3 separate regions of the Homo sapiens genome follow, and regions 2 and 3 are each linked to region 1. The links are chromatin loops, found by intact Hi-C in ENCODE. Cell type or tissue: PC-3. All regions are shown on one strand. Each heading gives the region's core, and the rest is flanking DNA. Links, peaks and the distances in the headings are about the cores only.

Region 1 (4,316 bases), core at 1-2,500:
ACAAACAGTCCCAACTTACAGAAGTTTGACTTAATTTTTTGACTTTATGATGGTGCAAAAGCAATACACATTCAGTAGAAACTGTATTTCAAGTATCCATATAACCATTCTGGTTTTTACTTCCAATAGAGTATTCATAAAAATTACTTGAGATATTTAACACTTTACTATAAAATGGGCTTTGTGTTGGATGGCTTTTCCCAACTTTAGGCTAATGTGAGTGTTCTGAGCACATTTACGGTAGGTTCAGCTGTGGTGTTCAGTGGGTTAGGTGTATTACGGTAGTTCCCCCATTATCTGTGGGGGTTATGGTCCATGACCCTCAGTGGATGCCTGAAACCGCACATTAGTACCAAACACTACATATGCTATGTTTTTTCCTATGCATACATATCTATGATAAAGTTGAAATTATAAATTAAGCACAATAAGAGATTAATAAGAGCTAATAATAAAACAGAACAATTACAACAGTATCTTATAATAAAAGTTAGGTGAATTTGGTCTCTCTCTCAAAATATCTTATTGCACTGTGCTCACTTATTTTGGACGCGGTTGACCGTGGTTAGCTGAAACCGCAGAAAGTAAAACCCTGGGAAAGGAGAGACTACTCTGGATGCATTTTGACTTGCAATATTTTCAGTTTACAATGGGTTTATTGGAACATTACTCAATTGTAAGTCAAAGACCACCTGTATTCTTAGGAAAATCCCATGGAACAGAGCTATTTACGCCAATCTCGTATGTCCAGTCTCAGCAGAGCCTCAGTTTCTGGTATATTCCACCGTTGTGGGGCAACCTGCAGACCCTGAAGACTGCTAGTTCAATTTTGTTTACTGATTTTGGTTGGTTTTCCATACTAGAGTTGCCATGGAGAAAATTCCAGTGTCAGCATTCTTGCTCCTTGTGGCCCTCTCCTACACTCTGGCCAGAGATACCACAGTCAAACCTGGAGCCAAAAAGGACACAAAGGACTCTCGACCCAAACTGCCCCAGACCCTCTCCAGAGGTAGGAGTCAGCTTCTTGTTGGCTTCCAACTGCTACTTAATTGGAAAAGATTTCCTCTCTCTTGGTGCTTAAACCTGGTTCTAACCTGGTGCCAGGTTATTTTTGGTTGTGTTCCTTCTAGACTTATCACTGTTTATAATTATTTCTACTTTCTCCAGGGGTTTTTCTTCTTCTTTAGTATAGGGTCTATTATCCCAGTCTTTACCATTGCTTTTCAACAGCTTTGGGTCTGAATTTATACAAGCTTCAAATATACTGATTCATTTCATTCTAGGTTGGGGTGACCAACTCATCTGGACTCAGACATATGAAGAAGCTCTATATAAATCCAAGACAAGGTAAAGATCAGGATTACTCAGAGCTCCCTCAAAGCTCTCAAGAGCACCACCTAGTGACATCTAGATATATGTGAAATCTTACTCATTAAAATTTGTCTAATCTCTGTCTTTTAAAGCAACAAACCCTTGATGATTATTCATCACTTGGATGAGTGCCCACACAGTCAAGGTAATTTATTCTTCTAAGTATGATTTCCTTTATAGGCTTTTAGCCTTAGGGCCAGGGTTCAGATCACTCATGTTTGTATCTTTAGAACCACAGTTGCATTAAAGAAAGAATATTTTATATAGTAAAAACATATTTAAAAGTGACTTCAAATATCTCCACATTTTGTGATAACCATTGGTACATATTTTGAAAAACTAGTTTTAGGATTCATCTTCAACTTCTTGATTTCTCTTACAGTCCACATTCAATACACCAGCAAATACTGGCTTTATCTTCAAAATATATCCTTAAACCAGCACCAGCTTCACAGGCATGAAGCCTGTGCCATCTCACAGGGCCCCAAGCTTAGAAGGTTCCCAAACTTGGTTTAAACTTGGCTATCATTGTCTTAAAAGTCTTAGTAATTCTTCAACAAGGGGCTCTACCCTTTCATTTTGCACTGGGCCCAAATCCAACCACTTCCTATTGCCTCCATGCTACTGCCCTGGTCCAAGCCCAGATCAGATCTTGTCTAGACTACCATAACAGTCACCTAACTGGCCACCCTACAGCCAGTCCACACAGAAGCCAGAGTGAGGCTGGTAGACATAAATCAGATTCCATCACTCACGTGCTCAAGTGGCTTCTTATCACAGAACTAAATCCAAATTTCTGATCACAACCTATGAGGCTGACATGATCAGGCCAATGGCTATCTCTCCCTTCCTACCACTCTCCTCTTGCTTTCTTCACTCTCTCCAGCCTGGCCTTCGTGCTGTTCCTCCCACAGGTGAGCTCATTCCCACCTCACAGCTAGTGCTTTTGCAGTTCCCCCTGCCCACAGTGGCCTACCCCAAAATGGACCACTCCCTCACTTCAACGTTAGCTCCTCAGGAAGATCTGCCCTGACCACTCACAGTTTTTAAACCCTTTGCTTTGCTTTATTTTTCTTCAAAGTACATATCTCTACCTGAAAGTATCATCTACTTATTTCTTTGTTTATGGTTTGTCTCCCACACAAGTATGTGAGCTCTGTGAAAAAACACATGCTTTTTTTTGTTCACTGCACCATCCCTAGTACAGAACACAGTGCGTAACACATGGCAGCCATTCAATAAATATGAGCTGGAGAAAAAAATGAATTGATGAATGAATGGATGAATGAGTGAATAGAAAGCAGAGGTAGTCAATGCCATAGATATTACTTCACTAATCATTTGCTAAAAGGCCAAAGTAGAATACTGTATTTAAAATGCAATTCAATAAGTAAATAAAATGCAATTTAACTGAAAATTGAACAAAGCTTTTAACCAATGCTAAGATGGATGCTTAATGATTTTTCTTTATATTATAGCTTTAAAGAAAGTGTTTGCTGAAAATAAAGAAATCCAGAAATTGGCAGAGCAGTTTGTCCTCCTCAATCTGGTTGTAAGTTTCCTTTTCATCATTACTAACATTTCTCTATGGCTCATTACTTGAAATGGATGATTCATTTTTCCTATACATCTTAGTTATACTGCATTAACTGGGATTGCTTCCAAATATCCCATCTCATAAATTAGAGAGAAAAAAGATATTTCGTTGTATTAATAATCCATTTGGTGTGTCTGTTTTTATTTAGTAATTAATCATCTTAGTTTGTCTGAAAAATTATCTCCCGTAGTCAGAATTTTTTCTGTTGCTGGAAGGTTTTTGTTACTTGCTGTGCCTGTCCCTCTATAGTCCTGGCTTCTCTACACCCATTCTTAATCCTGGTCATCTCTTGGGAAGAGACAGCTCTCTGGCTTTCCAACTCTAATCATGCCTCTTGTGCTTTAGCTTCATGCATTCCCACCTTACTTCACCACTACCACCCCTCACGGTGCTCAAGCTTTCTGTCTCGGCAAGTTCTTTTTACTGTATACAAATGTTTCATTTTCCTTCTAAAAGCAAGCCAACAAAAAAATGACTCTACCTAATCATATGTCCTTTTGAGCCCTCCGGCCCTTCCTCTTCACAGGTTGGCTTCCTTAAAGACCACTTCGCACCAGTAGTTCTTCCTTGCCTCTCTTCCATGGGCTCTTCCTCTTCCTCTTCCTACTCCTTAATGTGAGTGACATGATGAATCTCTACTTGACCCTTTTCTCTTTCCATATTTTGTATTCAGTGAACAACTCCATCTACAACTGCCTTTAATCAATTCCGACACACTAATAATTCCTACATCTTACCCAAACATGAAACAACTTCCAAATTGTCTATCCAACCATATTCCAGATATCTCATAATCAGCTTAAACTCAGTATGTTCCTCACTGCACATTAATCATCTTGGTTTGCGCTTTTCCAATAGCTCTTCTTTCTCTATTCCCTATTTTACTGAAAGTGGTACTGTGCTAGATTGGACTCTCCTACTTACCTACAGCATGCAATAAGCCCTGTGCTTCTAAATTCCAAGTATTCCTGCTACTAGTCACTTCTCTATAAACTCAGGACCACTATTTTAGTAAGCCTCTTTCACTTTCCCTAGCTTACTGTAATACTGCTAAATGGCTCCTGGTCTACAAGATAAACTCTGTCTAATCCCACATGGCTGTCAGAGAAGTTGCTTTACAGACCAAACTGGGGTCACAGTGCCTCTTCTAACATCCCTCCAGTGGTTCTTAACTATTTCTGAACAAAGGAAAACACTATGGCATGGTGTGCAAAGTCATTCCTAAGCCGGCCCCTGAAGCAGCTCTAGCACCTTCTTTCGCCACTGCCCTCGTGCATCCCCCCAACTCAGTCCTTCCCCAGCACTTGGCCATAGGAGAAAATGCTCCACCTGTCCTCTCCATACTCTT
Region 2 (4,391 bases), core at 960-3,459, 110 kb after region 1:
ATGAGGATATGACCTCATTTTCGAAATATCCCTTAGACATAGCAGGCCAGCAATTATCTTTAATATAGGCAGATTCTCATATTTGGTCTCTTAGTGGGTACAGGGAAGGAATCTTGATGAGCTGCTGGGATAAAAAGCATTCATTTAGAAATATCCTTGACTTTCTGACACTGAGGCATAGCCATTGTTTTTCTGAGACTTACTCAATTCAATACTTATCTCTTCCAAAGGGCCTTCCCTGATCAAAGTAACATGGACAGTTTACTCACTGCTATGTTCTCATGAACGCTGGGTGCAAACTTGGAAAAAAATTAGGAAGTATATGTTTAGTCTGAGTCTAGGGTAATTGTAGTTGGAACCCATTTGTCATACTCTCAATTAAGACAAATTTGGGCCCGGCGTGGTGGCTCATGCCTGCAATCCAACACTTTGGGAGGCCAAGGCAGGAGGATAGCTTGAATGCAGGAGTTCAAGACCAGCCTGGGCAACACAGCGAGACTACATCTCTACCAAAAAATGAAGAAATTAGCCAGACGTGGTGGCACGCGCCTGTAGTCCTAGCTACCTGGGAGGCTGAGGAGGGAGGGTGGCTTGAGCCCAGGAGTTCAAAGTTGCAGTGAGCGCAGATCGTGCCACTGCACTCTCAAACAAACAAACAAACAAACAAAAAAAGCTGCAGTTTGCCCTTGGCTGGGTCAGTTCCTTGCTAAGGGCTGTTACCTTCAGGTGCTTCAGAGCCTGCTCTGCAACAAGTTCTTCCTTCTTGTTCCACTCAACAGCGTTCATTATACATGTCCACAGAAGACCAATCACTGCTGTTTCTGGAAGATCATTCCTCTTCATTTCTTCTTTGACATAAAGCACCACCTACATTACATGGAAATGGGGTCAGAAAGTAACAGGCAGATGGAGGGCTCCCATCTCCCCGCTAGCTGCCCAGTCAATCAAGGTTTTGGGGCAGCTAAGAAACAATCTGCTTAGCTTCTCCTTTCCTTGTCTGCATTCTCAGACTGGAAGAGGGAGAAAAACTATAATGATTTGTTCTCAAAGCAAATTTATTTTTAGTCCCAAAATTAATAGGCTTAGCTCTGGCCAGGAGCTGCTGGATAATGTGGAGTAAGAGAGGATTTTTGTTTCCTCATAGAGAAACCCCTTTGAGTCTAGTAGAGTAGGGATACTTGAGCCAGTTTGACTTTTTGGAGATTTAAAGAAGGCAACAGCGTTGTGAACTTTTATCCCATCCCTAAACTTTAAAACCTCTTGATGGATACCATCTTGGGTTTGTACAGGTCCATTCTCCACAATTTATTCTTCAATGATTACTTTTGATGATCCTTATGCCCCATCTCAGTGAAAAGTTAATTTGTAAATAAATTGTAAGTGCAAAGGCAATTTTTAAATTTCATATACATCAATTCAGCAGTATTCAGCAACTTATTTTCTCCTTTGAATTATGTATAAATATGCAAATTTATACTCAACCCTGAGAGTATGGAATATAGGCTTGCCTAAAATTTATTTGAAAGGCTTTTTCCTTTTAAAATAAAATAATAAATAGAGGTTTGGGCCTCAGAAGTGATTGAAAGTCATCGTATATCTCCAGCATACTACTTTGTGAGTAGTAGTAACACCTTTTTTTTCCCTCCCTTTTCTTTTTTGCTGGAAACACATTGCTTTCTTGACTTCTGGCCTGGAGTGTAGAAATGCCAGCAGTGACTTGAGCAGCCTTCAAAAGCAGAAGGAGCCGGGCAGTCCCAGTCCCTGTGCTGGCTGGAGGAAGCCACATAAAAGTGTGACATCCTGGCATCTACAAGCATCACAAGGCTTTTTATGTTTGCTTCTTTTCCCCATGGAAAATAATGTACAAATTCTTGCTTGGAGAAATATGATTAAATATACTGCTATCCTTAATACCATGAGACTTAAGAATATTTGTCATTCCAACACCTCCACCTGCTGGATAGTATCAGTCCTACATTCTCCAGGCTTCAACCATGTGAGCTGCCAAGCAGGGCTTGGAGCATGGAAGGAGGTGTGGGTCAGGCATTTTAGAGCACGTGGAAAAAAAGAAAGGACGCTTTATATTAATTTTTAAATTGTTGCATGAAAGATTTTAAAACTTCAAATAGAAAGCTCTCTCCAGATACACTAAAAATAAAAAAAAGATATAGTCATTGCTTTGTGAACTATAGCATGTATATATAAACTATGTATATGCGTATTATAAAAAATATAGCTTTTACATTATAGGGAAACACAGCTCTTCCAAGTGTGAGTGGGATTAAACAAGTCACTGATCCAACTAGTCTTTTCCCATGACAGGAATTCAAACTTTTTTCAAATAAAAAGCCTGTTACATATTCATACAGAGTGATGAACAAAAAATCCAGTGTTAATTCCAAACACTAGACAAATGCTTAATCAGGTTAGATAACCTGCAACAAAATTTTAAAACTACCATATAATGGGCTATACTGATAGTGGATGGTCAAATCTCTTTGACAGATGAAATATTTTGAAAATCATAGCAGCCTGGTAAAATAAGTCAGTTGTGTGGAAATCACTATTAATTTCTGGACCATCCTAGAGTGTTAACAAAAATGGAGGATTCTAAATCAATACTTTGAAGCTGAGTTAATTTAAATGGTAGGAATAAGTGGACAAAGTTTACAGCAATAAGCATAGGACAGACTTGTTAAGGAAAGCCTTTGCTACACAGCCCATGTAATTCCTCTCATTCATGTGTATTGAGGTGATGTCTGCCCGTGGTCTCCCACCTCCTTGATCGGGCATTCCTGAGAAAGACGCTCCTGGAGCTCCTTCTGCAGTTCCTTCCTGGTGCCCAGGGACTGCTGGACTCGGAGGAAGTCGGAAAGCTCCTTAAGACCTGCGTCAGTGAAGTATTTAGCAAAATGATCCACACTCTGTCTGTTAACTGGAAAGAGTTCCTGAAAAAGGGAAAAAAGACTGCTATAAAACAAGCCATTCAAATTTCAGCAAGCATAAAGGACAAAAGTCTTCATTTCACTTAGAATATCTCACATTTGGAAGAAAAGAATAAAGACTGTTTTACAAAACAACAAATCTCTGGTATATTTACTGAGCTAAACATCTTCTGAAATCAGGCAGTTTCACAAAGAAAAAGAAAAAAAGGGTAAGCAATTGAGATAAACTTGGACCCTACTGTGGCAATACTGAGAGATGAGGCTTTTAAAGAGTTACTGGATTATAAGGGCTCTGCCCTCATGAATGGATTAATCCATTCATGGATTAGTGGGTTATGTTGGGAGGGGACCTGGTGGCTTTAAAAAAGAGGAGGGGAGACCTGAGCTAGCACACTCAGCCCCCTCGCCATGTGATACTCTGAGCCTTCCTGGGACACTGCAGAGTCCCCACCAGCAAGAAGGCCCTCACCAGATGCAGCCCCTTGACATGGGACTTAGCCTCCATAACTGTTAAGAAATAAGTTCCTTTTCTGTATAAATAACCCAGTTTCAGGTATTCTGTTATAAGTAATAGAAAAGGTCTAAGACACCTACCCTACCAACTCTAGTTTATTACATAATTCTGATGGAAATTTTCAAAAAGAGCAATATACCATAGCTGCTCTCATATTTTCACCTCATTTCCATTTTACCCTACACAGTTTGGCAGAATCTCAGTAACACTTAGTCATGATCTAATCCTGGGTGAGTTCAACTCCCATCTATGAAATTAAGATGATTTTCAAAGTTCTCACATTTTTCAGACTGCTGCAGGGTCTAAAAAATATATCCAAGCTTTTGTATTGGTTAGACTTGCATATATATGGCCAATGGCTATGTGGTTCCAGAAAGAGCCTCAGTAGATCTGCAATGGGTTTGCCACCACCTATAGGAACACAGCTGGAGGGCTCCTATGTCAGGATTCAAATTTCAATGTTCTATCATCCTATTAATTTCCCCTGTTGAGTCATATGTTTCAAAAATGTCAGAAGAGAGCTGGTGGGAGCAGCTATCAAACACGCATTCATAATAAAGCAAACATTTTATACCACACTGAAACTGCGTCACTGATATTTCCTCTACTGCTCCACATCTTCCAAATCTGCAGGGAAGGGAACTAATGTATTTTTATTGAGTTTCTTCTATGAATCAAAATGTACTGGCACTTTCCTCATAATAACTGTGTAAAGCAGACATTTTTCTAGACGGTAAACCAAGTTTCAACAAGGTTAAGCAGCTTGACCCAATTTATGCCACCAAAAATATTTAAGAACAGAGCTGTGTGCCCCCAAGTCAATACTTATTCCATTACTCTGTGCTAGCATTCAATATTCTATTTAGGAAGAGTGTGACTGCAAAGTTTGATTTAAAGTTATGTTCAGAGCAATATGCCATTAAACATATCAC
Region 3 (4,391 bases), core at 1,281-3,780, 90 kb before region 1:
GTTACATAAGACTTTCTTCAAAAGTCTTAGAAATGTAATTTTAAATGAATGCATTTTATTCAAATTAAATATCATTAAAGATGTAAAAGTATATATGTGTAAGTGTGTGTGTATATATATATATATTTGTATATTTTTCTAGATTCAAATCATGCCACCTTCAGTAACATCATAGTTAAGTCAGTCACCTGTTGTTGACACTCATTCTGGCTCCTCATGTTTTCTGCCCCATACAGACAAAAGTCATTGCTATATAAAAATAGCTACTGGTCATTTTGCCCTGTGGTCTCTCAGATATACCAAGGTGACTTTGAGCACCTTCTTTCTGCCGAGCCTCCTTTCCCATGTGCACTCAGTCATCATTTGCCTACCATTAACAGGGAATACTAATGAAGTGGAAAGGGGCAGGATATATGGATAGTATGCAGCTCTAGATTTAAGTATTGTAGTCCCTCCTTCTCATTTGCATCCCATCCAAGTTACATTACTCTTTGTCCTTTGCTTCTCACTGTGTTCTGACTCAATAAGCCACATAGTTTGAGGTCTTAATTTGGTCTATGAGACCTTGGATCCTGACTTCTGAAACAGTAGCATTGTTAGAAGCTATCATGGCATCATGGTAATTTCTCATCTTGACAAGACTACAATCTAACTATACACTGTGAAATTCAAAGATGTACAATGGAATCAACCTTAAGAATTGGAATTTTTAAGACATTTGAACAAAAAAAAATACATGTAACAATGAAATAGAGAGAAAACCCCTAAGTAAAAGTGGCCAAACAATGAGAAATAGTGGAATTAAAAGAAAGTAATTTCACATAATAGTAGAAAAATACAGTTCATCGTGACATCAATATGTCTCTGGTATTGGTGAGACAAGGTCCCCAATCATGATGATAATCAGTGATTGTTACAGTTATAGTGCCAAATATTAATAACATGTTCATATTTTTAAATTGTATGCTCCATTCACACTTTTGTCAGTGAACACTTGGCATAATTAAAACAGCGTGGCACAGACACATTGAGATATACATAGGTAGTAGTCCTCTTTCTTTCCATTATAAAAACAGCAGTTTTAATGCATGCAAAGATTAATATAACCCAGATAATTTAGCTGTAAGTTTCGTTCTGAATCACCAAGAAAATGGTACAAGTATTCAGAAGAACAGCTTAAATAATTACAGTAAATTCAAAACATTACCAAAATCACTGGTCTGAAATCAGTCATAGGTCCGTTTCTTCTCAATGAGAATAATCTACAGAAAACAAAAATATCAATCAAGTATCAAATAAGAATTAGGTAACTACTATGGGCTCAGTAATCTAAGCACTGCATACGATGTGAAAACACCTTGAACATGAAAACTGCCTGCTCTTAGGCCCTTGAAATCCAGTCTTTCTTCTTCAACAAATCTACATGAAACAGTTTACATATATTGCAAACTGGTGCATTAATTCTCATGTAGAGCAAAGGAAAAAAATCAGGACACTTTAAAACAAACTTTGTCACCAATACTGAGAACCCCACTCCTATCCCCAGTATCAGTCTACTAATTCCTGGGATCACCAAGGTAATGTAGTTATGTTAGACACGAGTCTGCCTTTCTGAATCTTCTGAGCTGTATCTGCCTCTTGATGCCCATCAGAATCAAGGCCTTCATCACAGCTTGAAAAAAGAAGATGTAGACATGTAAAGACCAAGCTTCTCTCTGCATATTTCATAAAATTTCCCTCCATGTGGGACCTTCCCATCACTAAAGCAATGTAAAAATTAGCAGCCCAGACCATTATCAAGAGGGTAATGAGAATGAACTTTGATACTTGTACTTGGAACCTAAACCAGAGATCTTGTGGGCTCTTGATAAGCCAAGTTATATATACACAGGCTGATATTCAACCAATAGATACTGGTACAGTCATCCCAGTTATTAATATGTCAAAGTACTTCCCTCAGGAGTTGATAAATAGGTACTGCAGCAGTTGTTCCCCATCAGGTCCTCCCTACACCCATATGGAGCACCCTTATTTTCCCCTGGAAGCCCTAGCCATCGCTAGATTTAATTCATTGGTACCTATGCTGCATCAATTGTTAGATATTCTGAATCTATTCCAATAGTGTGTGCCAGTTCACACACATAAAAAGATATATTTAATATAATATCCCTTGGGAGGATGGACTTTTCAGTTCACCCAGTTGCCTAGCAATAAATGGAAACATTAGTTGGGTCCCCTGCCCTCCAGCTGTTTGTAGATATTTTGCTTAAGTAAACAAATGTGACTGTACCTGGTAATTCTACTCTTAACACACAAATACCAGTAACCTGGGGTTCTTCACATCTTTAAGCAAAGAAACTTTGGAAACACCTGATAAAGTTTATAATTGAAGAATATTTGAAAGACAACTTAAGCTTTAAGCATTAAGCTCATTAGAAGAACTAGACTTAGTGATCTGGTCCAGTAAAATTCTCGTTTAGAACCTATTAGGAATATTCTGCACTGAAAATCCTTGGGGGCCTCTATCAGTTCTATTATCTATTAGGGGAAGAAATACCAAGATGTGCAAAGTGGTTAGGAGTTGTTCCTAGTCAATGTCTTAGGAAAATGAATGCAGCTGTCATACATATATTAAAATTCTCCTTTTTCCCCATGGCAAGGTGGATAGGCAAATCATATCACAAGTTCTTATCCAGGAACTTTGCACCACAATCTAAACATGTCTCTTTCCTCTACCATGTTCAAGTTTCACTTCACTGCTAGGTTGCCCGCTCTGCTTTCCTTTGATTGTAGTGACATCTAATGTCAGAGTCAGAGAGTAGCTCAGCTCAGCTCCTGTTCAGTTTCCAAATTGACTCTTCAGGTTGTAAACCCACCTCCTCGGCAGACAGACAGCTCACTAGGATAATTTGTTGGGCCAAGTAAAACATGAACAAAACTGAATTAAACTTGTTTAAATTGAAATGCAATTAGTACTTGAATCATGAATTTTCAAAACTGGCTCCTTCTCCTCTTGAGAGAAGTCTACCCTCTAAAAAATCATGTTTTGGGAAAATACCTAATACATCAGTCCATCTTATTGCTAAGAGAGTTTTCTCACTAGTTCCTGGGCTTAGTGGGCTCACTTGAATAATAGTTATATAATAAATAAGAGAAGCTAATATTTATTGGGAACTCATCAACTATCATTTTTTAAATACTCATTTATTTTCTCTTCCAAAAAAGGGAGCAACTTGACCTTTGTATTTGCTGTCTTATCTTCATTAACTACCAAAGAGCCTGCTCTAGGGTAGGCCCACATGTTTGGGAAGGTACTGCCTGCTTTCTGTCACTTTTCATGTTCTCTCACATTTCATCATTACAACACTTCTGTGCGATAAATATTATCAACATTTCTATTTGCATTAGTAATTTCTCTGTGGTCATGGTGGCTACTGAGCAGGATTGGAACCCAGACATCCTAGCCCCAGAATAGAAGGACCACTGGAGGCTGGATGCTCAGGGCAAATGGCCCCATGATCACTTCTCCTCGCATAACTAACAAGTCATGACAATTGTTAAGGCAATGACAACAATGTTAGAGGAAGTATCACAAAAGGTGGGATTGAAATCAGTGGTCACACTGTGAAGTAAGGTGTGAAAAGAAAATTCTCTTTTCGTGTTCATGCTTGACTAGAGAATCAATTCCTTGTCATGATCCCCTATGGGCCCACTCCTCCAGATGCCAGAACCTGTCTACTCTCCTTCTCTAGGACTCCCACTCTTAACTACTATGCATACTGACTTCCATAGTGGAAAGAACACAAAATTTGGGTTCAAATGATCTAAGTTTAAGACCAGGCTCTGCTACTTACTGTGAGTTTGGACAACTCACTCAACCTATGTTAGGTTCAATTTAAAGTGGAGTAAATGGTAGCATTCTATACAAGATGCCAAACTCAGCCCACATTCTTCTATTTTGAATATAGTAAGGAGACAATTATACCCACTTGGAAATGACAGATAGATGTACTTAGTCAAACTGAAAATTCAAGAAATCTCTCTAAGACAGCACAGACAGATGTGAGGACTGACATGCCCATAATCTAATACGTATAAAAGACAGCCTGCAGGGCTTAAGGGAAGGGACAGCACCTGCCTCCAAAAGGTTTGCAGTGGGGCCTGAAAATAAAGCTAAGTCATGCAATGATTTGTGGGAGAAATTGTTCATTCTGCTGGCATTTCCAGGAAGTACAATAAAACCTGGAGTCTTCATGCAGTGGGGAGCTACAAAGGCAACCACAGTGTAAACCTGACAAAGGTGCTGGCTTAGGAAATGAGGTCACTCTGGAGGTTTAATAGCTGGCTAAACCCCTTACAGAAGCATCTTATCATACAGATATAAAAACAAG

Evidence for each region. A loop is a pair of places that touch in the nucleus more often than their neighbours do. Peaks named below come from ENCODE experiments on the same cell type or tissue, not always from the same donor. Only the 100,000 strongest peaks of a DNase experiment are listed, where the experiment ranks them.
Region 2: a loop joins it to region 1, with 3 times the contacts of the local background. A loop is called at or near these places in 13 of 110 quality-filtered maps.
Region 3: a loop joins it to region 1, with 9 times the contacts of the local background. A loop is called at or near these places in 6 of 110 quality-filtered maps.

What each region holds. Positions count from the first base shown.
Region 1 is chr7:16,798,351-16,802,666 of GRCh38, reverse strand. It overlaps AGR2 (anterior gradient 2, protein disulphide isomerase family member), which reads left to right. Exons shown (of 8, transcript NM_006408.4): 2 at 864-1,009; 3 at 1,284-1,347; 4 at 1,464-1,516; 5 at 2,850-2,923. The coding sequence starts at 871. Among named protein-coding and RNA genes, the nearest start is that of AGR2, 4.5 kb to the left of the region's middle. In PC-3, for the core only: a CTCF peak has its summit at 1,398 (motif pointing left); a DNase peak (open chromatin) is centred at 1,456; H3K27ac peaks cover 1,041 bases.
Region 2 is chr7:16,693,391-16,697,781 of GRCh38, reverse strand. It overlaps BZW2 (basic leucine zipper and W2 domains 2), which reads right to left. Exons shown (of 12, transcript NM_014038.3): 8 at 2,778-2,948; 9 at 721-867. Among named protein-coding and RNA genes, the nearest start is that of BZW2, 49 kb to the right of the region's middle. In PC-3, for the core only: a CTCF peak has its summit at 1,950 (motif pointing left); a DNase peak (open chromatin) is centred at 1,971; H3K27ac peaks cover 290 bases.
Region 3 is chr7:16,889,934-16,894,324 of GRCh38, reverse strand. No RefSeq gene overlaps it. Among named protein-coding and RNA genes, the nearest start is that of AGR3, 10 kb to the right of the region's middle. RefSeq lists a silencer at 2,666-2,960. In PC-3, for the core only: CTCF peaks have their summits at 1,926 and 2,806; a DNase peak (open chromatin) is centred at 2,794; H3K27ac peaks cover 1,753 bases.